Linked DNA regions of Homo sapiens: region 2 is linked to region 1. Evidence: read pairs that join two places in POLR2A ChIA-PET (ENCODE). Cell type or tissue: CD4-positive, alpha-beta T cell. All regions are shown on one strand. Region 1 holds the start of DCTN1 (dynactin subunit 1). Region 2 overlaps SLC4A5 (solute carrier family 4 member 5).

Region 1 (2,500 bases):
TGATACCATCATCCTAAAGACTCTATGGGAGACCCTTCTGATACTCTCATTTATAATAGCTTCAGAAGGGAGCCCTGGCAGAGCCAGGGAAGAGCCAGGACACCTCCCAGCCTATCACTGCCTAATTCCCTTCCCCAAACAGCTCATCCAGGAAGGTGAGGATGTAGTTCCCAGAGGCTCCAGGACCCCAAATCACACCTGGAACAGCAGGATGGCTCTCATGGACCTGACAATAAAAGGAATTGCCAGTGATATAAAAGGCTGAACCCAAAGTCAGAGACTCCCCCACTTTCCAACCCCAATAAGCCTCTCAGAACCAGGGGGCCACAACAGTAGCTACAGATTCTATCTCAGAAGAGAAAGAAAGCAAGTAACAAATAACAAAGCAGCTCTTAAGAAAGGCTTCACTGTAAGACCTCTCTGAGCCATCATCCCCATTCTGAGTCCCCAGGATAGTCTGGACCCCCTCAGGAGCCCCTGGTATGAGGGCCAATTAGAGTCAGAGGTCAGGCCTTGCTAGTCCCCATTTAGGGATCAACTCTGTAAAGGGAAGCCTGTCCAGCCTTACACCACCAGGGCTTCGAGGGCTCCTTAGAAAACACAGTCTGAGTGCCCTCAGCTGAGCTCCAGCCTATCTCCCCAGCCCCCACAGCAATGATGTCCACAGGCAGCCAGGCCTTCCCCAGCAGCCCTCCAGGGCCATCCCAGATTAGGGCCACTTACCCGGCTGTACACGTGCCTCTTGCTCTGTGCCATGTTGCTCACCCGGCCTCTACCCCCTCCCCCAGCTGGCCAAAGACAGAGAGAAAAGGTAGAAACCTAGGCAGGAGGGTCAGGGCGCTGGGCCCTCATAGAGGGACACAGGAGTCGTCAGGCACAGCCCTCCCCAGTCCATGGGCCTCACTCGGTGGCCTACACGGGTAGGGGTGGGGGCAGTGATGGGGGCTGAGGAGCAAGTCCCCTCTGCTGCCTGAGGATTCCTGAACCCAGAGACACAGAATCCTGCTTGCCAGCTGATGAGTCTCACTCTGCGCTAGTGCTGCTCTAGACTTGTCAGGAACCGTGCTAGCCTCTGGGTCCTAGTGCCCCCCTGCTTCACGTGGGCCAGAAACTAAGGGCTGGGCATACGCCACAGACCCTCAGCACTCAACTCTTGAATACACTGTCCTAGGGCTGGAAGCAGTCTTGACACGTCCTCCTAGTCTGTACCCACTCACCATCACTGTTCCCCTCTCCCCCAGGATGTAAGGCCTCAGCAGGCCCATAAGCATCAAGTGACACTTCAAAGCGATCAGCTGCCTAGAGCCTCCACACAGCCAAAATAAGGGTCTCTCATCTACCTTTCTGGTGCTCTTCTCTCTCCCTCCCCTCTCTAAACTCTGGACTCAGGGTCCAAATTCATGTGAGTAGGGCCTGGATTTCAATCTCACACTGAGCCAGAGGAGGCAGGCCCTGCCCAGGAGGCAGCAAGAGAAGGGCAGTAATGAAGGCAACTTCACACACATAGCAAAGCAAGCCAAGTACCCTAGCCCCCTCCCACAAGGCTGGCAAAGGTTGCCATAGTCACCCTTCACCCTTTATGGTTGTTATAAGGGGCCAGGTTGTAAAACACAAGAGTATCAGACTCAACTGGATTACTAAAGGCAGTAGTCAAAAGCAGAGAGCCCTTCTTTCTTCTTGTAGCACAAGGCCCAGTCCACCTCAGTCATCTGCCCCTTGTACTCTTGGCCTTGCCTCCTAGCATCTCAGACCCAATGAAATGGTTTATTTTCTACGCTTTTGTATTTCACAAAAATTCTTCAGTAACCATGTATTACTTTTATAATTAGAATTGTTTAATTTAATGAGATTATGCATTCTAATGAGAGGTCTCCAAGGGACTATGTTACCACACTGCTTTCATTCACTGGCCCATCTATCATGGGCTAGAAACCAAAAGACCAGGGTCCCTGCCCCTACACAGCCAACAAGGTTGGCCTGGGGTCTGACCTATGGCTCCACTGAGTATGGTATGGATCTAGTTCCCTTGGGCCTAGGGACGCCTGTCTTTTCTGCACTGGGCTTACTTCACTGGCAGAACAGTGACTTTACCCCGCTCTACCCTCTTAAGATAGGCCAGGTAGCCCAACAGGAGAATGACAGCCAACATTCAGAAATATGGCCCCAAAACACAATTCCAAATCTTCAGTCCTGGCCAGACCCCCTAGGAAATAATCTCTCTCCTCCCTGCAAAATCTCCATGTCGCCCCCTCCTTTCCCTATTCGCCATTACACAGGTGGGCAGGGCCAGGCACATCCTTGCAGCCTGGACCTCACATGTTCGGAGCACTTTACAGTCTATAGGACACCTTAAAAAAAGACATTTTATAGAACCATGGTTGAGTACTGGTTCTAGACTCAGGCTACTTTCCTGGCTTTATCACTTGGTAGCTACATAAACTTGGTCTAGTTACTTAACATCTCTATGCCTCAATTTCCTCATCCGTCATAGGGAAGTAAC
Region 2 (2,500 bases), 130 kb before region 1:
GGCCGTGTTCTTCACACTGTCTCCAGAGTGTGCTTTCTGACTTACAGATTCGATGGGACTATGCTCACATTTAACCCTTTCCCATTTAGGCAAAAAAAAAAAGTGCAGCTCACTGCCAGCACTCATTTAATTTTACATAAACACACTCTTTGAGGCCGAAGCAAATCTGACTGATTTTCAATGTGAAAATGCAATATAAAAATTATTCTTAGAATTATTTCTAAAAAGAACTAACATTGGAATCATTGGAATGATCAGAATCATCTATTTTGGAAACACTGGATTCATCAAATGAATCTTAGGCCAAAAACTGTTCGAGAATGATGTTAGCATCACTCGTAGGAATGCTAGTTTTCTAGGATTTGATATTTTCAATGATTGAGAGTTAGTGTATTTTGTAAATGGAAATGCCACAACTAAAAACAGAATGCTTTAAGTAGAATGATGTCTTTTGTTTCCAAAGTCAACATATAAGAGCAATGCAAAAATAATAATAAAAGTGAGACATTTCGTGGGGAAAAGTTATCTCAGGGTAAAGCCTGCAGCCGCAAGCACCGCCAGTGAGTATTCTTGGCACAAACGGAAAAAGAGTTAAAGTCCTCTAGGCTCCCCATCACTCTGGGGACAGAGTGTGACTCAGCTCTGCTTACAGGCTCTGTGTAGTCTCTGGCTCACCTCTCCAGTATTACCTCCTGCCCTTGAAGCTCTTACACTGAGCCTATATCAAACCACCTCCATCCAGCTTCTCTGAGCCTGATCCATTTCCTTTGTTTGGAATGCTTGCCTCACAGCCTGGTGCTGGGTCTACCTTCCTCCTGCTCCTCCTTAGCTTTAAAGCCCCCTCATCTGTGAAGCCCTCCTTGACCCCCTGGGCAGCTAGCACATGGTTAGTTTTACAATTATCAATCTGTCCCTCACACTTGATTGGTTCTCCTAAAGGACAATGACTATTCCCTGATTCTCATAATCTTTAGCATCCTATGTAGTGCCTGGTACACAGTAGGTGCTCAAATGTGCTGGCTGGATAAGTTAATGAATGAAGGTGCAGTGCTTGGTGCAGGAGCTGTAAAATTCAGGAGTACAAGCTTCTGGTTACCACTTACATCATCTACCATGAGGGTTGCAATGGCACGGCCAATTTCATTGTAGGATTTTGCTCTCCCAGAAGGTCCCAGTAGTATAAACAGAAATCTGCAAAGAAGATGGAGGAGGAGACAGAGAAGATTAAGGAAGAGGAGCATGAAAGTGAGAAGGAAAAACAGAAGCAAGTGAAGAGAATTCTCTGGCCCTGAACAGTATGCATTTTTTTTTTTTTTTTGAGACAGGGTCTTGCTCCATCACCCAGGCTGCATGGAGTGCAGTGGCGCAATCTTGGCTCACTGCAACCTCCACCTCCTAGGCTCAAGTGATCCTCCCACCTCAGCCTCCTGAGTAGCTGGGACTACAGGCGTGTACCACCAAGCCCGGCTAATTTTTTGTATTTTCAGTAGATACAGGGTTTCACCATGCTGCCCAGGCTGGTCTCCAACTCCTGGGCTCGAGCAATTCACCCGCCTTGGCCTCCCAGAGTGCTGGGATTAGAGGAATGAGCCACTGCGCTGGGCCCATTCTTAACTTTTTTACTTCCCTCCATGGAACCCTATGTTTGCTTTGGAGGAACATTTCCTCTTCCCCTCCCATGAGGCTCCCCCTTGAGCATCCTCACCTTTGTCTTGCTGCCCAAGCTTACCTGACAACTTCTCTCCTAGTTGTTGCCTCCTTCTCTTTTATTATTTATTATTTTTATTTTTTTTCTGAGACGCAGTCTTGCTCTGTTGCCCAGGCTGGGGTGCAATAGCATGATCTCGGCTCACTGCAACCTCTGCCTCCCGGGTTCAAGTGATTCTCCTGCCTCAGCCTCCCGAGGAGCTGGGATTACAGGCGCGTACCACCACACCTGGCTAATTTTTTTGTATTTTTAGTAGAGACGGGGTTTCACCTTGTTGGCCAGGCTGGTCTCGAACTCCTGACCTCATGATCTGCCCACCTTGGCATCCCAAAGTGCTGGGATTACAGGCGTGAGCCACCGCACCTGGCCTCTTTTGTTATTATTTTTAATAAACTCTAAAACTCTTCCCTAGTCAGAAGATTTCCCTTCCCAGCAGCCTCCACGTTTAGAGGTGCCTTTGAGAACACTAACAGTCAACAGCACTGCTTGCTGACTGCACTGCTGACTGGCTACCTGAGAGTGGCGTGGGGACAGGTTTCAATGGCTCTCACCTGGTGGGGACAGGCACCTCGGTCACTCCTCCCAGCATGGCCGACTGGATGAGGCGCACGAACGCGATGAATGGCTGGTCTAGGAAGTCCACCTCGCCCACGAGCACGTTGGACGCTTCTGAGTCCTTGGGGATCTTCTTCATGAATTTGTTTTTCCGCTGGACAGGGAGGGGAAACGAGATAGCCAAGGAGACTCCCACCTGCTCTCACTCCCTCACTCCCCTTCAGACTGCTTTGAGGC

Evidence for each region. Peaks named below come from ENCODE experiments on the same cell type or tissue, not always from the same donor. Only the 100,000 strongest peaks of a DNase experiment are listed, where the experiment ranks them.
Region 2: POLR2A ChIA-PET joins it to region 1 with 7 read pairs; 3 of 35 experiments call an interaction of 5 or more read pairs at or near these places.

Annotation. Positions count from the first base shown.
Region 1 is chr2:74,379,282-74,381,781 of GRCh38, forward strand. DCTN1 (dynactin subunit 1) reads right to left here and starts at 1,030. Exons shown (of 32, transcript NM_004082.5): 1 at 724-1,030. The coding sequence starts at 756. RefSeq lists an enhancer at 831-1,342. In CD4-positive, alpha-beta T cell, no CTCF peak of the experiment used is centred here; a DNase peak (open chromatin) is centred at 1,080; H3K4me3 peaks cover 401 bases.
Region 2 is chr2:74,253,516-74,256,015 of GRCh38, forward strand. SLC4A5 (solute carrier family 4 member 5) reads right to left here. Exons shown (of 31, transcript NM_133478.3): 13 at 2,260-2,417; 14 at 1,104-1,191. Among named protein-coding and RNA genes, the nearest start is that of MTHFD2, 56 kb to the left of the region's middle. In CD4-positive, alpha-beta T cell, no CTCF peak of the experiment used is centred here; no DNase peak of the experiment used is centred here.